3 separate regions of the Mus musculus genome follow, and regions 1 and 3 are each linked to region 2. The links are chromatin loops, found by intact Hi-C in ENCODE. Cell type or tissue: left cerebral cortex. All regions are shown on one strand.

Region 1 (8,000 bases), 50 kb before region 2:
CACGATGAGCATGGATAAGAGACATGTTTTCTGCCCTGGAAAATAAGTGCTTTTGTGAAGCAGTAATTGATTAATCTGCTCTAAACTCCCCCCCCCCACACACATGCACACACACACGCACACACACACACACACACACGCACGTACACACACACACACACACACACACACACACACACACACACACACAGCCTTGTTTTCAATATGCCCTAAGCAGCTCAATGGCTGCGACACTCCCAAACTTCCCCTCGGCTAACATATTCGCCCCTCCAATATTCTGGAGTTAATAATTACTGAATCTATATTTCATCTTTGATGCCCCGGACCCTGCTGGGAAGCTCACCTTGGGCGGCTTCCCCCTATACCTACGTGTCGGTTGCCTCTCCTACCTGTGCCCTTCTGGCGTGGTCTGTCCTACACCTTCACTACAGTGGAATCCCCGCTTCCTCCTTCCTCAGTCCCTTCCCAGGAATCTTAAAATTCCCACCTCTGTCTCCCTGCCCAGCCATTAGCTTCTGGTAAAAAACAACTGGGGGCAGGCTTCCTTTAGTCCTACCTGTGGAACACTGCAAACAGGTTATGGGGTAACATAATTAGCATGAGAACACAGCCACCTCTTTTTTGTGATCAGAGAATCTCACACAGAAGCAAGAGTCTTAGGAGAAGCATTCATGAATGCTTGAGTTCATTTTCACTCTACTCAGCAGCTAATGAGAACTTGACCCAGGTCCCAACCAGGTGGGCCTGGCCCAAGCTGGGATATCCCAGCATTCAGTACCCTCATCCATAGGTGGCCAGCTATGGTGGATTGCCAACTGCTTCTGTCTTCTCAGGATGGAAGTACTTCAAGGAGGTGAACTGGGTGGCTGGTCACACCATATTGCCAGGGGTTACCAATTGAGATAAAGACTCAGTCCACTGTGCCTGGTCGGCTCTCCCACAGTGCACTTACACATACTGACTCATATTAAGAGCACAGAGCCCAAGCCTTTTGCTTCTATGAGCAGACATTTTGTTGGTTTGGGTAACTTCACTGCTGCTGAGATGTTTATAAACTCCTTCTGATGGGAGGCTCAAGAAAAAATATTGAAGCTTAATTCTACTTACTGGGTATTGAACTGTTTCAAGGCCATTTAAAAATAAAAACAAGGGCTGGAGAGATGGCTCAGTTAAGAGCACTGACTGAGCTTCCAAAGGTCCTAAGTTCAAATCCCAGCAACCACCATGGTTGCTCATAACCATCCATAATGAGATCTGACACCCTCTTCTGGTGTGTATCTACAGTGTGTTTACATATAACATTGGACTGGAGAGAGCAGAAACCCTGAGTTCAACTCCTAGCAACCACACAATGGCTCACGACCATCTGTACAGCTACAGTGTACTCATATACATAAAATAAAATAAAACTTAAAAAAAAAAACTGGGGCTAATGAGATGGCTCAGCAGATACAAGCCCTGGCTACTCTTTCAGAGGACCTGGGTTTGATTCCCAGTGCCCACACGGCAGCTCACACTTGTCTGTAACTCTGTCCCAGGGTGTTCAATATCCTTTTCTGCCTTTGCAGGCACCTGTTTTACACACACACACACACACACACACACACACACACACACACACACACACACACACAGAGAGAGAGAGAGAGAGTTCCAAGGCTTTAGGATGGAGAAGCCTTTCCTGTTGACTTCCTTTCTTTCTCTCCTTCCTTCCTTTCCTATAAGTTCTGTCTCTATCCCGTTCTCTGCCCTCCAACCCCTTCTGGCAGGGTCTCATGTATCCCAGGATGGGCCTAACTTGAATGTGGCCTAGCCTTGAATTCCTGATCCTCCTGCTTCTACCTCCCAAATTCTGGGACTCACAGACCTGCACCAGCACTGGTACTAGTGATCAGACCCAGGGCTTTGTGAATGCTATGCAAGCAAGCGCTCTACCAACTAAGCTACACCCCCAGCCCTTGGTTCCCATTTTTGATGAGGAAGAGCAGAGGCAGAGGACTAATTTCTCTCTACAACATCTCCTCTATCCAGGAGTGTCTGAAGCAAGCTGCTTCAAATATATACACAAAGATAGTTGGGTTCGTCTTTGTCAGGGTCACTATTGCTGGGATGAAACACCATGACCAAAAGGCAAGTTGGAAAGGAAAGGGTTTGTTTCATTCACAATTCCATATAACAGTTCATCATTGAAAGCACTGAGAGCAGGAATCTGACCACAGGAGCTGATGCAGAGGCCATGGAGGGATGCTGCTTACTGGCTTGCTCCTCATGTCTAGCTCAGCCTGCTTTCTTATAGAACCCAGGATCATCACCCCAGGATGGCACCACCCACAATGGGCTGGGCCCTCCCATCCTCCATCAATCACTAATTAAGAAAGTGCCATACAGGCCTTCCTACAACTCGGACTATGGAGGCATTTTTCTTTCTTTCTTTTTAAAGATGTATTTATTTTTATGTGCATTGATATTTTTGTTTGCGTGATGTCTGTGTGAGGGTTCTAGATCCTCTGGAACTGGAACTTCAGGCAGTGGCGAGCTGCCATGTGGGTACAGGGAACCTGGGTCCTCTGGAAGAATAGTAAATGCTTCCAACTGCTGAGCCATCTCTCTAGGCCCATGGAGGCCTTTGCTTAATTGAAGTTTCCTCCTCTAAAATGACCTTAGCTTGTGTCAAGATGACATAAAACTACCCAGCACACGTTTCTCTTTTTAAAGACTTATTGTTTTTAATTGTGTGGATCTGCATGAGATCATTCGGATTCCCCGGGGCTGGATTTATATACAGTTGTGAGCTGCCTGCCATGCTCTGGTGTTGGCAACTGATCTTAGGTTCCAAACTCAGATTCTCTGGAAGAGCAACAAGTTCTCTTAAACACTGAGTCATGTCTCCAGACCCTGAAAAATGGGCTTCTTTTAGAGCCTGAATCTTTAAAATGGGATAGCTTTCTCACCTTCGGGATAGGAGGAAATGAAGGAAGTAGAGAGAAGGGGGGAGGTAGATGCTTCTCCAGCCCCTAAGATACTCAGCTTTAAAAATGAGATACTAGAACCCCCATTCTTAAAAATCCTCTAGTGAAGGCTGGAAAGGTGGCTCAGTGTCGATTCTCCCAGAGGACTGGAGTTGGATTCCCAGCATCCACATGGTGGCTCGCAACCATCTGTACCTCTAGGCCCAGCTGATTCAACACGCCCCGATGGCCTCTGTGGGCACTGCATGAACATCATGCCCTGACATACACGAAGGCAAAATACCCATATACATACAAAACAAAATACTTTACATGATTCTGTAGCTGTTATTGGTGGGTGTGAGTCCAGTGGGCACCTGATGAGAGATTTAGGTTCTTATGCCCTGAATGAGAAACCTGGGCGGGGACAAGTGGAGAGTAACAGTAGCAGAGACAGAAGGGGGGCAAACACTTCCAAGACAGGAAGCCGGCAGGGGAGGGAGGAGCTTATAAGTTCAAGGATACTGTCTGGAGAGTTGTGACCCTTTATGGGTCATTTCATAGTATTCACCTTTCTATCTCACCTGCATACTCTGGCTTCTCCCCTGCATGCTTTACACGTTAGAGGTGGATCTGAGAGGTTTCCAGCCTTCCTGTCTGCTAGCTGGCCTAGGCATATGGTAGTCTCCCAGCCTCAGGGTGAGGCTCTTCAGACCCCAGCCTCTTGCCTCATGGTTTCTGGAAGTTTCTCCAAGGCTACCGACCTGCAGGCTCAGTACTTCTAACCTACCTCACTTCCCTCTGAGTCTCCTCATGTGTCCTTAATTTTTTTGCTTCTTTCTCCCTCTTAGCTTAGCTGCAACCATCCACTTTTGAATGACAATGAATTCACGAAATTCACTAAACCAAACATTGAGGACATCCAGTGTGGCATTTGCACATCTAGGATTAGGATTGGCAGCTGTGACATAGTAAATTGCCTTTTTATCATGTTGGGTCTCCAGAACGGGTGACACTGATGAAGGCTGGTTTCCCTCCCTCCTGGGTTGCCCTTCCCTCAGGGATTTACATGGGCTTGCTCTTTGATCTTACATTGAAACTGATGCCCTTCCCCTGCCCTGAGGAGCAGAGTGGTTTAGGGAACTCAGAAGGAAAAGACTAAGGGACTTTTTAAATAAGCCTGGGCTGTCATTGTCCTACCCCCAAACACACCAAGATTTGCCTGATGCCATCCAAAAGCACTGTTGGGAAGACAGCCACATGCCAGTCTGGCGCTGCTTGCTCCCCTCTTCAGAACACAGCCAGAGAGGCTCTCCTTGACCTGTTTTTCTTTCTTCAGATTGTTACACCTGTTTGCCTCCAATCTTTGTAGCATTTGTTTGTTTTAGCACACAGAAACACAGACAGACAGACAGACAGACAGACAGACAGACAGACACACACACACACACACACACACACACACACACACACACACACACACACACACACACACGGGGCAGGGGGGAGGAGCTTTTTCCACCATGTGTGTCCCAGGGACTGACCTCTAGCACCCTCCCACCTCCACACACCCACACCCACACACCCCCCCACAGAGCTTCCTCACAGCCCATTGCCTCCCTTCCATCTTTTACTAATTCCCAGGTACTTCCTGTTCTAACTATTCCCATGATTTGTAATTCCTAGATTTGCAGTTTTAAAAGGTTTTAAAGGTTTATTTTGAATTTTGTGTTTCCGAGTGTAGACACCGGGGCATATGCATATGAGTTCGGGAGCTTGTGGAGTCCAGAAGAGGTGTCCAATTTCCTGGAGTTAAAGGTGGTTGAGCCACCTGACATGGGGGCTGGGAATGAGCTTGCATCCTCTGCAAGAACAGTGCATGCTCTTAACTGCTGCACTATCGCTCCAGCACAATCTTAGGGTTTTTAAGAAGGCTCTCCACACCTTAGAATTTCATATATAGAGCTATACTGATAGCAAAGAAACCTACTTGGGTGGGATTGGACACATAGAGAGACACAGAGAGATACTGTTTCTATTGTAACTATGTTTGTTACAAGTCAGTTCACTGCTACTCCACAGAGTCACCAATGAAGAGAGGAGAAATGGCAGCCCCATTGGCATAGCTCTCACCTGAAATGGCCCTCCTACACCTTGAGCCAACAGAGAATCACTATGGTCCAAGCTGGCCTCGACTCATAGCAATCCTCCTGCCTCAGCCAAGTGATGAGATTATAGACAGGTCATATATACCAGGTCAATGTGACTTTTTTTTCCTTTTAAAAAAGACTCATTTACTTTTACTTTATGTATATGCATGTGTGCCTGATGGTGTATGTATGTGTGCCGTGTTCATGAAGGTGCCCACTCAAGCCAGAAGAGGGTGTCCAACCTCCCAGAACTGGAGTGACAGGCAGTTGTGAGCTATTTAGAATTAGTTGAGAACTTGAGCCTGGGCCTTCTGCAAAAGAAACAAGCATTCTTAACTACTGAGCTGTCTGTGACCAGATGGGAGACTGCCTCAGGCAGTTCAAGAAATAACTCTTAGGGACCAGGGCTTTGTGCTTCCTCTTCCTCCTCCTCCTCCTCCTCCTCCTCCTCCTCTTCTTCTTTTTTGTTTTGTTTTTGTTTTTCGAGATAGGGTTTCTCTGTATAGCTCTGGCTATCCTGGAACTCACTTTGTAGACCAGACTGGCCTCGAACTCAGAAATCCGTCTGCCTCTGCCTCCCAAGTGCTGGGACTAAAGGCATGCGCCATCACACCCAGCTTGGCTTTGTGCTTCTTACACTCATGCAGGCCAGCAGATCCAACGAGGACAGAAATGACATAACTTCTAGGTCAGTTAAGATGGCCTGTGTTTTTGCTGTGGTCAGCATTTCTGACAAGCACCCATACCCATCTTGAGTGACTTACCTATACCCTGGGACTAGAGTGTGCTCTGGAAGAGAGGGTCTGCTCATACCTTGCTTACTTTAAAGTACAGTTCATCTACAAAGAGATCAGCTTCAGTGGAGCAGCTAAGGAGAGAGAGAGAGAAAGAGAGAGAGGGGGAGAGAGGGGAGAGAGAGAGAGAGAGAGAGAGAGAGAGAGAGAGAGAGAGAGAGCACAGAGACTTCTAAGAATTGGTCTTGGCCAGGGAAGTGTATATAGGCCATCCACCTGAGAGCAGAAAAGCCTCTACGCAAGGCACAAGGCACAGGCAGGCTTGGAGGACACAGCGACCTTGAGTCCCCTCCCTGGGCTGCATGGTCTCTCCAGCAGCTTGTGGCAGATCTATTCCTTCCTCTTTCTGCCTGCACCCTCAGCTTCCCAGGAATCATCAGGGAGGACCAGTTAACTGAGAGACCCAGGTCAGACTTTCCAGGCACAGATCAGATGTTTAATTAACAACTCCCGATCTCATGGGTTATGGCGCCCTGTATCGCTGAAAGACCGCTTTCAGGGGTGGGAAATGGGCTGGGCCCATGTCCCCAAAGCCATCTTCCACAAGAGGGACTGCTGTGAGCACAAACAGGCAGGTTCTCCTCTCCTGCCTTAGAGAACAACACATGTGGAGTTTATGTACAACGTCAGGAAAAGGAATTTCTCAGTCACGACACCAGGGCATGGAGTTCTCATACAGAACTCGCTCATCCCAAACACTCGCTTCACACCCTTGGCAAGAACGACCCTGGCACCCTCAGGCTTTGTCTCCCTCTGCCCTGTATTCTGGGGCCCAGTGCCACTCGCGGCAGCTCGCACCTCCTACAGCCCCACCCCTAGCTCCTGTCCCCGGGGTCTCAGGCACTTAGCTCCTTTCTTGTGGCAGCTAATCCCTCGCTGATGTGCTCATGATTTTAGTCAAAGTCACTCACCCAGAAACTATTTAGTGAGTGCCCCTGCTGTGTAAGCCCCGGGTCAGCAGACAGCAATGTCACGGAAGTGGGTCAGACCCTGACCATGCAGAGCCGAGGGAGAGGGGAAACAAGAAAGGCTCCGTCAGAGGCCGAAGTTACTGACTTTCAGGTGGCGCTAACTGCTCCCCAAAGCATTCCTAGGGTTCTGAAGCCCTTGCTCCTCGCTGGGGGTGGGGCTGGGGGTGGAGCAAGCTCGCTGGGGGTGGGGCTGGGGTGGGGCAAGCAGTCTTCACCTGTGCACTTCCATTAAACAAACAACCAACACCAAAAAAACCTAAAGCCACTCTGTGTCCTTCCAAATTTCCCCTCCAAGGCCAGGCCCAGTCTGTTCCTCCTCCTTTTCCTCCTTCTCTCCCTCCTCCTCTCCCTCCTCCTCTCCTTCCTACTCTTCCTCCTTTCCTCTTCTTCCTCCCTTCCCCTCCTCTTGTGTTCTCTCTTTCCTCTCCTCTTTTTTTTCCTCCTCACATTATTCCTTCCCTCCTCTTCCTTTCCTTCTGCTTCTTTCCTTTCCTTTCCTTTCCTTTCCTTTCCTTTCCTTTCCTTTCCTTTCCTTTCCTTTCCTTTCCTTTCTTTCCCTTTCCCTTTCCCTTTCCCTTTCTCTCTCTCTCTTTCTTTTCTTTTTTTTGTAAAACAGGTTCTTCTGTAGCCCAGGCTAGCCCGGAACTCACTTTACAGTTGAGGTTAACCTTGTGTTCCTGAGCCTCCTGCTTCTATCTCCCAAGTGCCGGAACTGCAGATGTGTGCCACTGCCCCTAGTTTGTCTGAGTCTGTTTCAACAATTGGGCCCACAGTATGCACCTCTTCCACTACAGACCAAAGGGGCCATTACTTGTGGCATTTCTCATGAGGAGGGCTAGCTTGTAACATACTAAGTGTACATGGGGCCACAGCACCTTAGGGAAGTCCCTGATGCAGTGGTCCAACATGTGGTAAGATAAACCTTGAGTGGGCAGGAAGGAGGGGCTGTGATAGGGAAGGGCCCCAGCAGAAGTGGCCGGGGCAGGGTCAGACAGTGAAAAGGACGAGGTCCCTGGGATGTTCAGGGTGGGAGCAGGCTGGTGATAGGAAGCTGGTCATAGCCACAAGCGCAATGGTAGGAATATCACTTGAGGGGCCGGTGAGTGCTTGTCACATTGCTAGGATTATTCCAGTTAC
Region 2 (8,000 bases):
GTTTGGCATAATACATGACATGGAATTAGCTCTTTGGAACACTAGCACCCAGCAGGGACTCAGCGCATACTCCTCACTGTCTCAGCACCAGGGTGCTCATTTGCGTTGATAGAGGTCCTCAGGATGAGCTCTTCTGCGCAGACTCAGCTGCTTCCTGTGAGTCACGTGTCCAACACCGTCCTGTGTGGGAGCAGAGCGGGAAGCTGAAGGCAGTAGGAGAGTTCGGAGGGAGGCTGGGAAAGGGCCGGGGCGCTTAGAGGCTGCAGGAACTGGGAACCACTGATCGCACCCCATCTTCTGTGTCTTCTCCAGTGAACACAACCACGGTCAATGCCTCAGCCCCACTGGCACCAAACACCAACACGTCTCTGGTAAGCCTCTTCCTTCCAGGGCAGACTGATCATGCGGTTTTGTTTATGGTGGGGAGTCAGGAAGGAGTTGGGAGGTGAGTCCCAGGAGCACATGGGTTCTGAGAACGATGTTTTTAGTTTGTAACCGAAAGCATCCTATTCTACAGCATCATCAGTGCGTGCCTTCTCTATGCAGAACGATAGCATGTGCATTCCCAGGGGAGGCCAGGAACAGAGGTACACACATATATGCACAGGTCTGCCTGGAAACCACCAGTTCCCATCCAACAGTGCACTTCCAGCACCCAAGGTTTATTAGACTCCCCCTGCTCAATGAATTTGATCAGCCTTTTGGCTTAATAGCCTCCAAGGACCTTAGCTGCCCTGCCTTCCTGAAAAATGGGAAGGAAGTGTGGGCTGTAGGCCTCTCCAGCCTAAGTAGATGGAAGGATGCAAAATTATAATCCAGGTAAAGGGGAGCATGTAGCCGTGGGGCAGCTTTGTAAGCCGTGAGTGACCTTAAGGTTGCTCAAGTTCCCTTGCACAGGCAACTAATGGCTCAGTTCATATCTACCTCAACTGACTATTAGCCAAAAATGTTCACACATAAGACTTTGAGAAGAGCAGACTGGGGCAGTGCCTACCTGCCAGTGCCTGTTTTTTTTTTTGTTTGTTTGTTTTTGTTTTTAGATTTATTTATTATTATATCTAAGTACATTGTAGCTGTCTTCAGATGCACCAGAAGAGAGAGTCAGATCTCATTATGAATGGTTGTGAGCCACCATGTAGTTGCTGGGATTTGAACTCAGGACCCTCAGAAGAGCAGTCGGTGCTCTTAACCACTGAGCCATCTCTCCAGCCCTGCCAGTGCCTGTTTTATGTAAGGGGCTATGTGCTGGGATCTGGGCTCCAATGGACCAGCTGGGATGCTTTGGTCTGTCTTTACATTGGCTTTTCAGTCCTTACCTTCACGTGATAAAGCACCCTGGCAAAGGAAAACCGTTTTAAGGGAGAAAGGGTTTATTCAGCTCCCAGTCCTAGGCTGCAGTTCATCACTGCAGAGAAGGCAAGGCGACAAGCACTTGAAGCAGTGAGTCGTGTGCACCCAGTCGGGAATGAATGCATGTATGCTCTACTGGCTAGCTGGCTGTCTCCACTCTTACACAGTCCAGGATGCACTGTCTAGGGAATGGTGCCACTTATGGTGGACTGGGTCTTCCCACATCAATGAACACAGTCAAGGCAATCCTCTACAGACATAGTCACACAGGTCAACCTCATGTATACAGTTCCTCCCAGGTGATTCTAGATTGAATCAACTTGGCAGTTTAAAGTAACCACCTATTGCTCCCACACACAACTAGCCCACTCTCAGAGGATTACTGCAAACATCTGTTTGCTTCACTAAGTAGCTATTTCTAAACATGAGCACACTAACTTTTAAAAGTATATATTTGGACTGGAGGGATGACTCAGCAATTAGGAGCACTGACTGGTTTTTCAAAGGACCAGAGCTCAGTTCCCAGGATTCATAGTAGGTGGCTCACAAGAGCTCCATGGGGACCTGGCGCCATCTTCTGGCCTTTTCAGGCACCCACATGCACAGTACAAACAATGTTACACGCATTGATACATAATTAAAATAGTCAAAAGTATGAGTGAAATTTTATCATAAATTATTTTCCTTTCCTTTCTCCTTTTATGACTGTTGGAAATATATAAATGCAGTCATCCTTTGATATCCACAAAGGAGTGGGTCCAATGTCCACTAGAATACTTAAACCCCATGGATGCTCAAATCCTTTTTTACAAAATGTTGCGTTTGAACTAACCTGCCGCCATACTCTACATTCTTTAAATCATCTTATTATCCACAGTGCAGAATACACTATATATGATGTGTAAATGGCTGCTATAGAATGTATTTCGAGAATAATGGGAGGAGTCTTCATGTTTAACACAAGTACAATTTTTTCTTTTAATCTGTAACTGCTTAAATTCACACATGTGAAGCCCACAGCCTGAATTTGAGCATTTGGGGCGCTGAGAGTTGAAGTGACGCAAGAAGAAGTTAATGAGGGTGTGTCATGGGGAAAGAAACAGCCACACTAGTGTCTCTGGGAAGGACAGGAATAGGAGACAGACCTACTGAGGGAGAAACCATCTCCCTCCTGCCCGCTAAGCCACAGATCCCAGAACACTCCAGAGAAACACTTTTCAGTCCCTAATCTTTCTAGGGAGCTGCCTGCTTATCATTCTCTGTACAGCCTGCCCCCAAGAACATGTCTGATATTGGACAGGAGGGCTAGGGACCCTGAAGGTTTGGAGGTGGTGTGGTTACCTGGGTCACAGGAAGGACACACTGCCTAACAGGAGGGTCCTGACCCCCTTTCTTCTGTGCTTGGTCTCCAAGTACACCCCCCTTAACCTCACAGCGCTGGACTGGTCCCTGCTGAGCAAGAAGGAGTGCCTGAGCTACGGCGGGCGCCTGCTCGGGAGCTCCTGCCAGTTCGTCCCAGACCTGGCGCTCATGTCCTTCATCCTTTTCTTTGGGACTTACTCCATGACCTTGACTCTGAAGAAATTCAAGTTCAGCCGCTATTTTCCCACCAAGGTAAGTATCTCCTGCGGGCAGTCAGGATCTGCATCCAGAGTGTTTTGAGGTAGACTCAGCACAGTGAGATGGCTCTGCGGGCAGCCATGCTTGCTGCCAAGGCTGATGGTCTGAGTTATATCCCCAAGGCCCACATGATGAAAAGAGAGAGCCTGTTCCCACAATTTATTTGGTACCTGCGTGTGTGTGTGTGTGTGTGTGTGTGTGTGTGTGTGTGTGTGAGCGCACGCGTGCGCTAATTTTTGGTGGGGGGAAGGAACACTGCATCTTAGTCCCTCCAGGGGGCTCTGTTTTCTGAAAGAATGGACATCAAGAAAGCACTGGGCTGAAGGAGTTTTACAAATTAAAGAGCACAGACTTTGCCCAGCCCAGTGGCCCAGGCCTGTAATCCCAGCTCCATAGCGACTGAGGCAGAAGGATCACAAATTCAAAGTCATCCTGTTTTCGAAAGAAAACAAAGGGGCTACAAAGATGGCTCAACAGTTAAGAGTATTTGCTACTCTTCCAGAGTTTGGCTCCCAGCACCCACATTGGGTGATTCACAATGCTCTGCCAACTTGGGGAGGCATGATGCCCTCTAGTGGCCACGAGAGGCACCTGCACATGCATGACATTCATTTACACAGACATACATGCAAATAAAAGAAATAAATGTTTTAAGAATAAGATTAGGCTTAGAGCCTGCTTGTCCAGCATTGAGGAGACCCTGGGTTTAATCTCCAGTATGAAATCAAAGCAACAACAAACAATCCCACAAGCCAGACTTTGGAGGCAGAAAGGCCCAGGTTCCCTTGACAACACTCTTTTGACCTTTTGTTTCTAAGCGCCTTGAGTTTCTAATTCTTTTGTTCCCCTCGTCCTGTGTTGTTTCTTCTTCTTCTTCTTCTTCTTCTTCTTCTTCTTCTTCTTCTTCTTCTTCTTCTTCTTCTTCTTCTTCTTCTTCTTCTCCTTCTCCCTCTCCCTCTCCCTCTCCCTCTCCCTCTCCCTCTCCCTCTCCCTCTCCCTCTCCCTCTCCCTCTCCCTCTCCCTCTCCCTCTCCCTCTCCCTCTCCCTCTCCCTCTCCCTCTCCCTCTCCCTCTCCCTCTCCCTCTCCCTCTCCCTCTCCCTCTCCCTCTCCCTCTCCCTCTCCCTCTCCCTCTCCCTCTCCCTCTCCCTCTCCCTCTCCCTCTCCCTCTCCCTCTCCCTCTCCCTCTTCGTTTTTGTTTTGTTTTTCAAGACAGGATTTCTCTGTGTAGCCCTGGATGTCCTGGAACTCACTCTGTAGACCAGGCTAGCCTCGAACTCAGAAATCCGCCTGCCTCTGCCTCCCAAGTGCTGGGATTAAAGGTGGCTTCCATCCTGTGTTTATTGACCATATAGCCAAACTGGCTTTGTTCTTGAAAATGTTCTCTTTCAATTTATCACATGTTTTCTATTGAATTTGATTTCTGTGTGGCGTGTACTCTCTTTTTTGTGTGATTTATGTGTTGTAAATATCTGTTTCTGTTCTATTAAGTGGTCTTTCGATTTTTCTTTTAAAATTTGCTATTGCGTTTTATTTATTTTTGTGTGTGCGTAGGTGTACTGTGGTTTATGCATGACACCAGAGGTCAACTCTCTCCTTCCATGCTGTGGTACTGGGGATAGGATTCAGGTCTTCAGGCTTGGCTACTGAACCTTCTTGCCAGGCCCCTTTTAACTTTCCTTATTGTTTTTGAAATTCACTTGTTTTATTTCATGTATACAAATGTGTTGTCTGTATGTACATGTGCTCACCACATGCATGCAGTAGTGTCCAAAGAAGCCAGAAAAGGGTGTCAGATCATCTGGACCTGGAGTTACAGATGGCTGTGAGCCACTGTATAGGTAGGTGCTGGGGTCCATACCTTGCGAGAGCAGCCGGTGCTCTCAGCCGTCGAGCCTTCTCTCCAGCCTTGCCCACTCTTTGGCTTTTCCAGTGGAATCTGTTGATTACAAAATTCTCTGTTTTACTGTAGTAAAACACAGAATTTCCCATGCAAAAAAATACAGTAATCTCCCATGCCGCACTCTGAAAGCCTGCTGGTTTGCCTTTCCAGTTTGCTCTGCAATCCATTGTAAGCGATTCTGGTGTGCAATGGGAGATAATAGTCCTTTGTGGTTTTGTAGAAATAGCCATTGTCCTAGTTTGTTGTTGTTGTTTTTTAAAACCACTGTTTTCTCTACTGTCTTGCAAAGCATCTTTGCCGTGTCTCACACGTTCCCACATGACAGTGTTCCTTCTGGACTTTTTATCTTTCATTTCACTGGCTTTATTTATATGCCAGAGCTGCGGTCTTCAATTCTACACTTTCTGATAAGTATCTCGGTCTTACAGACCAAATTCTTTGTCTTTTTTCAGTAGCGTCATTGTTGCCTTCACATCTTTAGCTGAAGTTGAGTTTAATTTCACCAAAGTTAGGAACCAGTGAGATGGTTTAGCAGGTAAAGGTGCTTGCCACCAAGACAGGGTTCCATCCCTGGGACCCACGTGGTACAAGGAGAACCCTCTCCCACAAGCTGTCCTCCAACCTCCACACATGTGAACACACACACACACATGCACACTTTTCTTCCTTCCTTTCTGTCTGTCTGTCTGTCTGTCTGTCTTCCTTCCTTCCTTCCTTAGAAAAGGAAAGGGCTGTTGCTCTGTTGCATCTGAGGCTGCACAGATTAGCATTCATGAGGTTGGTGAATGCAGAGCTGAACACCAGGAAGTAGAGGTTCAAAGTGCTGGTCAGGAGTCAACCAAGTGGTACAGAATGCTCTGCTCCTGAAATGAAGCTGACGATGACGACATCTTCAAACCATCATGTCCACACGCGCACACCCTGGGTACACACCAAAGAAATCCCACACATGGACAAACATTGTCAGAAGAGCATTGATTCCAAGAGGAAAAAATTGAAAGTAACCAGTTTTGTTTGTTTGTTTGTTTGTTTTTGAAACAGGATCTCATTTAGCCTAGGGTCTCTCTAGCCTCAGACTCATGGCAATTCTCCTGCATCAGCTTCCCAAAGTAGGAGGACCACACTAGCTAATCAGAGTCAATTTACAGCACAACATATACATAAACAGAGTCTGGAGTGATGGTGCAGTTAAGAGCACTAGCTGCTCTTTCAGAGGACCTGGGCTTGGTACTCAGCACCCATATGGTGACTCACAACTGTTGGTAACTTCAGCTCCAGGGAATCCAACACACCCTTATGGCCCCCTTGGGCACCAGGAACACACTCAGTGCACTCATACACATGCAGGCAAAACACCCATGCACATAAAATAAAACATTTAAATAAATTAATACAAAAAATAATGGAACCATTAAATTACAATTAATATACACAGACCACAGCTCTGTCTACCAGGGGAAAAAGTCATAAACATGATGTTGAGCAAGTGAAGCAAGTGTCAGAAGATTAACAACAATGTGCTACCATTTAGGTAAAAATTTTAACTGCAGAGAACAATACTATACTTTGTTGAAGGAGATAAATTTGTCAGTAATTTTCTATAGAGAGCAAAGTCAGGGAAACCACTGGGTGTGAGGGAAATATATCAACAAGATGGAGGTCTGTCGCTCCCTCTCCCCCTCCCCCTCCCCCTCTCCCTGAGGCAGGTTTTTCTATAGCTGTCCTGGAACTCACAATGTGACCAGGCTGTACTCAAACTCAGAGAGATCCACCTGCTTCTGCCTCCTGCGTGCTGGGATTAAAGCTGTGTGTCACCACGCCCAGGAGAATTTATACATTTTAAGGTATTATACCCATCTTTGTATTAGGTTAGACCATGTGAAATCACCTATATTTGGCAAAATGTCGAATTCATATTGTTTAACTTAATAATTCTTTGATTTAAATGCTGAGAAGATTATAAGAAACTAAGTATATACCTGCCCTGTGTCTTGATTGTGCTGTGACCAATATTTATGCATTTAACCTTTTAGAATTGAAATGGACCCAGGCATGGTGGTACACAATTTTAATCCTGGCACTTAGGAGGCAGTGGCAGGTACATCTCTGTGAGTTTCAGGACAGCTTGGTCTACACATGAGTTCTAGGACAGCCAGAGTTTTGTAGATATCTTTATATATAATATATCAAATAGCATATGTAATATATATGTATATATGTATGTATGTACGTACGTATGTATGTATGTGCATGTTTAAGAGATGGCTAAATCATGTATTACTCTTACAAGGACCTGAGTTCAATTCCCAGTATACACCTCTGGCAGCTCATATTGCCTGTAGCTCCAACTCCAGGGGTTCTGACACACACACACACACACACACACACACACACACACACACACACACCTCCATGAGCACTGCACTCACAAGCACAAACCCACCACCCTGCGCACACACATAATTAAAAATTAAAAATTTTTTTTTACAAAAAGAATTCACTTGATACTAGGGATCCAAGTAGAAGTGTCAGAGGAGGGCACAGAGAAGGAGAGGAAAGGTGTCTAGGACAGGGCAGTAATGCCCCCTGCTGTGATGGTAAAAAAAGGCCCTGGGAGCAGCAATGTGCCACAAACAGCAGAGCCAGTTCCTGGAAGGAATTGAGAAATAACTCCCAGGGTTTGGACTGAGGGGAGGGCAGGGAGGATGGTGTAAGTAAACCCAAGCCCCGATCCAGAGGTAGGACTTACACTTAGTAATGCAGACCATGGAGGCCAGCTAGATGGCTCAGCAAACCGGGTCCAAACCCAGAATCCTGCTGCCTGCCTTCTGGCTCATCTACAATGGTGACGGAGAGAGGGGGTGAGAGAGCAGTCAGTCACCCAGAGAACTCAGTGTGAGCCCCTCTGCTCAGCCATCTTTCCGGAAACTGGGATGACCGTGTGCCTCGTTATCCTTTGTTCTCTCCTGGAGGTACTTGAAAAGTTCATTTGTCTTGTATCAGGCTTGAACTCCTTAAGGGGCTCCCGGCAGGTGGGAGGCGGGTTAACTCCAAGGAATGAGCAGCGTGACCATGCTAAGCCGATGTCAGTGCGCCATGCTGATTCCTTTCCACACAGAGAACAGGTGT
Region 3 (8,000 bases), 59 kb before region 2:
TGGGTGCATTATTCCCTGCGCTGTCTGTAGCCCTGGGTGCATTATTCCCTGTGCTGTCTGTAGTCCTGGTGCATTATTCCCTGCACTTCTGTAGCCCTGGTGCATTATTTCCTGTGCTTCTGTAGCCCTGGGTGCATTATTTCCTGCGCTGTCTGTAGCCCTGGTGCATTATTCCCTGCGCTTCTGTAGCCCTGGGTGCATTATTCCCTGCGCTGTCTGTAGCCCTGGTGCATTATTCCCTGCGCTTCTGTAGCCCTGGTGCATTATTCCCTGCGCTTCTGTAGCCCTGGGTGCATTATTCCCTGCGCTTCTGTAGCCCTGGGTGCATTATTCCCTGCGCTTCTGTAGCCCTGGTGCATTATTCCCTGCGCTTCTGTAGCCCTGGGTGCATTATTCCCTGCGCTTCTGTAGCCCTGGGTGCATTATTCCCTGCGCTTCTGTAGCCCTGGTGCATTATTCCCTGCGCTTCTGTAGCCCTGGTGCATTATTCCCTGCGCTTCTGTAGCCCTGGGTGCATTATTCCCTGCACTGTCTGTAGCCCTGGTGCATTATTCCCTGCGCTTCTGTAGCCCTGGTGCATTATTCCCTGCGCTTCTGTAGCCCTGGTGCATTATTCCCTACGCTTCTGTAGCCCTGGGTGCATTATTCCCCGCGCTGTCTGTAGCCCTGGGTGCATTATTCCCTGCGCTGTCTGTAGCCCTGGGTGCATTATTCCCTGCGCTGTCTGTAGCCCTGGGTGCATTATTCCCTGCACTTCTGTAGCCCTGGTGCATTTTTCCCTGTGCTGTCTGTAGCCCTGGTGCATTATTCCCTGCCGTTTCTCAGTCTAATAGCTGCACCGTTAGACGCCCTCAGTGGGACAGATCCCTTCCCAGCATCAGTCCTTAAAGACCTAAACACTGAAAGTTAAACACCTTCAAATGAGCTGTAACTTTGTCCCAACGGGGGTCACATGGTAGACCTAGGCCTGCGTAGGTTTCTAGAAATGATGCCACATCTCTTTGGGCCTTAGTTTCCCTGAATTTAAAATGGGTACTTTGGGGTAGGATGAGATCATCCTCATGTTTTTCTTCCAACTATAACATCCTTCCAAGGCAGAATAAATGAAACAAAATAGCTAAGGCCAGAGAGAAGGTTGAGCCATTAAAGATATCTGCTGACAAGCCTGACGACCTGAGTTCAATACCCAGAGCCCTCGAGGTAGAAGGAGAGAACTGAGTCCCACAAGAGGTCCTCTGACCTCCGTATGTCTACTATGGCACACACACACACACATACACACACACACACACACACACACACACACACACACACACACATACAGGATACAGAATTTCAAAGAGAAAAGATCTTAGATACAACTGAGCAGGGAGATGAATTGGTATTTCAGATTCAAGGCTGGAACATACCACAGCCATGAACTGCTCACGAGGTTAAAAATCACCAATGAAATCTGAAAAGAAATTGGAGTGGTGTCCCCTGCCCATGACTGTTGTCGTCCCCAGCTAGCCCCTGCCATGCCCTGGTCTGTCCAGCCAATCAGGCATCCCTGCCTGACCCTGCGGGAGTTTTCCTTCCCCCACCCCAGTCACATGGCTGACCGCTACTGAACCCTAGAAGTCAATCTCCAATGCCCCAAATACTGCTCAGTCTGGAAGCCACAGAAAGCCTTCCTGCAACCCAACGGGAGCTGAGCCAGGGGCTCTGGTCTTCCTGCCATTTGGAGCCTGGTGTCCACTGCTAAGAACACACAGGTGGGTCTGCAGCCTGAAGTGTCATATATGGAGTGTGTTTTTCCAGTGTGGATCCTGAGTGTTGAGGCAGGATTGGCACACACACTGGCCCAGAATGCTAGACAAACCCTCTATATGAGCCCAGGGTGTTTGCCTTTCCTTGTTAAACCGTATTTGTCTTTCTAGAGTCCACTGGTTTGATGAATGGAGCTGAGCAGAGACTTCTGCGCTCCCAGAACCCTGGTGAATGGTTTCAGCTTGCTTCTATCTGAAGGAAGCAAATACCTTTTGCTTCTTGGCCCCTTGTATTTCTGTTTGCCTTTCCAATGCCTGTGAGACAGGCAATACTTCAGACGGACCCAGAAGCCTGAGGCTTGCCTCTTCTCTCCCTGAGAGTTGTAGAGAAATGAATGGTGCCTGTTGGTGTAACACCGGGGATGGAGAAAGACTGGTGGCCAGCTATTCATACCGCACTTCTGCTTCTAGGTTGTGGATGTGGTGTGTGGCATGGTTACGGGCAGTTGCTCAGGAATATTTCACTTTCTTGTTTTTTCCTTTCTCTTCTGGAGTATAGGGGTTTGCTTGGTAGGCCCGGAGGCAACAAATGAGCCTCCAGTCAAAAGGTGGCCTTCCTCTGGTTTCTCTGTTCTTTGCTCTGTTTGGTTCGTTTGAAGTAGGGTCTCTTGTGTCCTAGGCTGGCCTGGAACTAGCTAAGTAGCACAGGCTGGACCTGAACTCCTGATCCTCCTTGCCTCCATCTCTCAAGGGATGACAGGCATCTGAAACCGTGTCCACCTTCCTTTGTCTGGTTTCTAGCTCAGTTTCCTAAGGTCTGGCATGGTCCTGGCATGGTTTGTTTGACAAAAACCATCCAAGGTATGGCAGAGGGGAAGTCTCTGGTTCACCGGACACCATGCTATCTGGTCTAACGTTCTTAACTGTAAAGGTTAAATTGCTTAAAATACAGGTAGAAGAAAATACTCCTAATGGTTGAGCATCAAGTGTAGTGCAAGCTTTCTCCTAGATAGTTCATGTCCAGAGCCATGGCTGTCCATGCTGAGGATAAACTAGCATCCTTTGCTGCTCTCCCCTAATAATCAGACTGTCCATCCCGACTGTGCCCAGGCCTGTGGTGTACATATCTGAATGGGTTTGCCTGAATCAATGTGCCCTGTGGATGGGGTGGGGGAGCAAGTGTTCAGATGGCAGACGACTCTGCCATCAGGGTTTTGACAGTCATGAGGTGCTATGTATCTTACAGCTGCCCATAGCTCTATGTCCTGCCATCCTGGACATAAAGGCTTGGGTGGGGACTTGGAGTGTCTGTGTGCCAGGACACCATTGATTCAGCCCTCCAAGTTTAGAGTACTTGTCTTGTCAGGAAGGTTTTAGAGTATTCTTGGGGATCCTGGGCTGACAGCAATGACATGGAAAGGTGCCAGCCAGTGTCTCCGGACAACAGACGATTTGGTCTGAACTGTGAACCATGCTCAAGGCCAGGGTGATTTGGGATCTGAGGTAGATAAGAAAATGCTGGTTCTGGTTGGGTAAGGGCGAGCCTGTAGGTAGGAGAAACTGTCCTTGTAAGTTCTTCCATCTACTGCATGCCAGGGGTCATTGCTACAAACCTTTTGGTAATATATCACAGTGGTTGTAGGGGTTGGTTCTCTTCAGATGTAGGCACTCAATCAACTGAAGGTGTTGAGGGAAGTGACAGCTTCTATGGGGCCCTGGTTGTGGTGAGTACAGGAATTCAGACAGTGCTCAGAGCCTGGAACCCAAAGGTGGGTGTCTGGTGGAAGCCTATCCCAGAACCCTCCATTCACCATTCCTCCCTCTCCCTTCCTCCCCATCCCTTCTTCCCTTCCCTTCACCCCTCTCCTTTCATCCCTCTCTCTTCATCTCTCTCTCTTCCTTCCTCTTCCATTCTTTCCTCCCTTACTTCCTTGGGCTTAGGACTCAGAAACTCAGTACTGGCTCTACCAGAGCTGGCTCTATGACTTGGAGCAAATGATTTTAGTCTCCTTGTTGCTGTTTTTCCAATGTGTAAATGTGTGTGTGTGTGTGTGTGTGTGTGTTCACACATCAAGCTTGAAGCCATTGTAAGATACGTGAGATGCTGTCTTGTGGAGGCAAAGGTAGACATTCAGATAAAAGTACAGGCATTAAAGGGGAGAGAATTGAACTGTTGTGATGTTTAAATATGAATTTTTTTAATTCACCATTTTGTGTGTGTGTGTGTGTGTGTGTGTGTGTGCGTGTGTGTGTGTGATGCCAGTTTGGAGAGATCAGAGGACAGTTGTGTGTAGTCATTTCTCTCTCTCCACCTTTATGTGAATTGTGGGAATTGAGCTCAGTTCCCCAGACTTTGGGGGCAGTGCTTTTACCCAGAGCCACTTCCCTGGCCACCACTGGAATTTTGCACAGCACATTTTAAAGGTAAATTGTCCATGAATTATGTTAGGGGACCTTCAGGAGTGGGTTGGGTTTTCTAAGAATAGGGCTTACTCTTCATTTCTGTCCTTATATGGGGCTTTCCAGATGTGCTATGATGTCAAGATTTGAAACAGCAGAGGGAAATTTGCTAATGAGATGGCACCATCATTACAAGAAAGCTAAGGAAAGCTAGCATCTTGGAGGTCTGCCAGCCTTTGCACCAGCACCTAGACACCCTGCCCTAGCCTTTCCCTCTAGACCTCCTCTCCATCCCCCAAGACAGTTATTTCCATCAGTGATGTTCAGAATACTTAACAGCCAATATGGCAGTGACACTGGCCTGGTATAGAAGACAACAGATCAAATCGAATGCACGCCAGTCATCAGACACATGCCCTCCACCTTGTGTTTTGAGACAAGCTTTCTCATTTTTGCTTGGAACTCTCAAATTCAGCTAGGCTGGGTGGTCAATGAACCCCTGTCTCCAACTCCCAATCACTGGAATGGCAAGTGTGCAATACCACATCTGGGTTTTTTTTAAGTGGATTCGGAATGGGGAGGGGCTGGAGAGACGGCTCAGTGGTTAAGAGCACTGATAGATAGCACTCTACAGGTGTGACATTTATTGGCACAATCAATTGAGCATGTTTTGCTACTGTTGTTTGTTTTTGTGATGGGTCTCAGTTTGTAACCCTGGTTGACCTGGAATTCACTGTGGTGACCAGGCTAGACTCAAACACAGAGATCTACCAGCCTCTGCTCCTGAGACCTGGAAGGAAAGGGGTGTGCCACCATGCCCGGCTCTTGTCACTCCCTTTCTATTGCACAAAAGTTTTTAAACATGGCGGGTGTGGTGGTAAGCACACCAGGTGTTGTGGTGACTACCTTTAATCTCAGCACCCAAGAGGCAAGGATGGGAGTATCTGTGAGTTAGAGATTAGCTTGGTCTACATAGTGAATGTCAGGCCAGCTAGTGCTACATAATGAGACCCTGTATCAAAACAACAACAAACAAACAAAAATAAGCCTTTTGTACCAGCAGTTCGTAGTTGATCAATTCAGGTATTCAAAACATTTTTAATGTCAAGTTTGATATTTCTATTATTTTTTAATGGTAGAACTGTAGTTTTAGAAATCCTAAGGCTAAGAACTCTGCGTAGTTCCCAACACAGACAATCTGGGTTTGAATTTCTCTTTCTCTATTTTGGCAGTAATTAAAATTCTTGGTGCCTCAGTTCGGTATCTGTATAATGGGACTAGTATGGTTGGAGGTGAGGTTCAGTGGTTGAATACTTGTGTATTAAGATAGGCAAGGCTCTGGGTTGCATCCTCAGCGAAGTAAATTAATACTAATACCAATACTAATATTAAGTCATAAATGGGAAGCATTCAAAATGCTACCTATTAATGACAGCCATTTTCATCTGTATTTTATTTTTTAAATTTACAATTCTATTTTATTTTGTGTATGTGTGTTCAGGTGAACATGACACAGGTATGTTGTACATATGGAGGTCAGAGGTTAACCTAAGGTACCGTTTTTTCTGCATGTCCTCCACCTTGTGTTTGAGACAAGCTTTCTCATTTTTGCCTGGAACTCTCAAATTCAGCTAGGCTCAATGATCAGTGAACCCCTGTCTCCAACTCCCAATCACTGGGATGGCAAGTGTGCAGAACCACATCTGGGTTTTTAAAAGTGGGTTTGGAGTGGGGAAGTGCTGGAGAGATGATGGCTCAGTGGTTAAGAGCACTGATTGCTCTTCCAGAGGTCCTGAGTTCAATTCCCAGCAACCACATGGTGGCTCACAACCATCTATAATGAGATCTGATTCCACACACATATATAAAATAAATAAATCTTTATTTAAAGTGTATTCTGGGGCTGGTGAGATGGCTCAGCAGATAAGAGCACTGACTGATCTTCTGAAGGTCCTGAGTTCAAATCCCAACAACCACATGGTGGCTCACAACCACCCTTAATGAGATCTGACGCCCTCTTCTGCTGTGTCAGAAGATAGCTACAGTGTACTTATGCATAATAATAAATAAATCTTTGGACCAGAGTGAGCGGGGTTAACTGGAGCGAGCAGAGGTCCTAAAAATTCAATTCCCAACAACCATATGAAGGTTCACAACCATCTGTACAGCTACAGTGTACTCACATACATAAAATAAATAAATCTTTAAAAAAAAAAAGATCTCAGGGTGGGGCAGGGGCAGTATATTTTGGAATCAAACTCTGCTAGCAAGGCAAGACTTCACTCACTGGGCCATCTTCCCAGTGTCCTGTACCCTTTAATGTTCTGAAGCTCTGTCCATCTTTTCCTTTGTAGTGATGAAGGTGGACGAGGAGAAGGCTGGGGTCAAAAAGCTGGACCCCACAAGCTACAAGAGGAGACAGCCAGAACAAGGTGAAGACGCTTTGAAAACCTCATGTGAAGCCCAGGGGGGGGGGGTGTCTGAGAATTCTGTCTTTACCACCATATCAGCACTCCTAGTTGGGGACTACAGAGAGCTGTCTCTGTCCTTGACTCTTGGCAGTGTGTCCTTGAAGCTGGTAGACCAGTGTGCCATGTCCTAGCAGGCGTGCCCAACAGAACACTAACTAGCTCTGACTGTGGCCCAACACAGAACCGTAAGCTTACTTTAAGAACTTTCTGATGGGCTGTGGAGACAGCCCAGTGGGGGAAGCTTTTGCTGTTTGCTGTGCAAGTATGGAAACCAGAGTTCAGCTCCCAGAACACATGTAAACGTTGGGTGCCTGTGGCAGGCATTTGCAGTTTCAGCACGTGGAAGGTAGCGATAGGGAATCCTTAGAGCAAGCTGGCTAGCTAGACTTACCCAGTCATCCAACCCTGGGTTTGAGTCAGAGCGCTCGCCTGAATAAATAATATGGAGAATAGCTAGGGCATCTAGCATCAATCTTGGGCTTCCACAAGCACACGATGTGTACACACACAAAAGCCCATACATGTGAACATGCACACACACCCCTCAAACACTCCCAATTTTTTTGGCATTAATTTTTTTTTTTGTAACTCAATTGTGCAGTTTTTGAGGTGTGAACTTTGTAGTTGACAGTGTCATGTTTTCATATTAAAAAGACTGGACTGAACATGTCTCTAGGGACTGGGCATTTTGTCTGTGTGGATTAGGGCAGAGTTTCCCCCAACATATAGCCATTGAATTTATGAGCGCTCCCAGCTATGATCAATGACAGATACCAACATTTAGAACACACAGAAACCAGCAGCTCTGTTAGAATCTGCACAAGGCAACTATGGGGCTGTTCCTGTTGAAACAGAATTTCTGACTTGGAGGACCTGAAGTCCGTAGTAAATAATCTCTGACTTAACAACGGTGTGATGTGATGTTAAAAAACTGATGTGTCTGTATGTAGTTAGTTATGTGCACACGTGAGAACAGGTGGCTCAGAGTCCTGAGGAGGCTATCAGGCCCCATGGAGCTAAAGGTAGAGGCAGGTTGTTGTGAACTGTCTGGTATAGGTGCTGGGAACCAAATTCAGGTCTTCTGTAAGAGCAGCGTGTCATAATTACTTCTGAGCCATGATGTTTTGATTTTATAATGATGGGTAAGCAGAAGCAGAAGCAGAGAGCATGCTTCAAGCTTTAAATGTGGACTTATTTCTCTGGGCTTGCTTGTCATCATTGCTGCAGAGTGGCAAGACTGAGAGGTGGGGCCCTTGTATTCTGACAGAACCTTCATCCCAGCACCTGGTGCGCTGGTTCCCAGGTGGAATCCTGCCTCCCCAAGCGTCGGGATTTCGGCTCCATCCAGACGCCCCACATCCTCCAAACTGCTTCTGAAGCT

What was found. A loop is a pair of places that touch in the nucleus more often than their neighbours do. Peaks named below come from ENCODE experiments on the same cell type or tissue, not always from the same donor. Only the 100,000 strongest peaks of a DNase experiment are listed, where the experiment ranks them.
Region 1: a loop joins it to region 2, with 2.2 times the contacts of the local background. A loop is called at or near these places in 6 of 42 quality-filtered maps.
Region 3: it touches region 2 in a loop (2.6-fold over the local background); 20 of 42 quality-filtered maps call a loop at or near these places.

Annotation. Positions count from the first base shown.
Region 1 is chr6:83,227,671-83,235,670 of GRCm38, forward strand. It overlaps a transcript of Slc4a5 not described here. Among named protein-coding and RNA genes, the nearest start is that of Slc4a5, 5.7 kb to the right of the region's middle. In left cerebral cortex, no CTCF peak of the experiment used is centred here; no DNase peak of the experiment used is centred here.
Region 2 is chr6:83,277,201-83,285,200 of GRCm38, forward strand. Slc4a5 (solute carrier family 4, sodium bicarbonate cotransporter, member 5) reads left to right here. Exons shown (of 25, transcript NM_001166067.1): 14 at 313-371; 15 at 2,764-2,964. Among named protein-coding and RNA genes, the nearest start is that of Mthfd2, 36 kb to the right of the region's middle. In left cerebral cortex, CTCF peaks have their summits at 1,926 (motif pointing left) and 3,551 (motif pointing left); DNase peaks (open chromatin) are centred at 1,903 and 3,549; H3K27ac peaks cover 535 bases.
Region 3 is chr6:83,218,167-83,226,166 of GRCm38, forward strand. It overlaps a transcript of Slc4a5 not described here. Among named protein-coding and RNA genes, the nearest start is that of Slc4a5, 15 kb to the right of the region's middle. In left cerebral cortex, no CTCF peak of the experiment used is centred here; no DNase peak of the experiment used is centred here.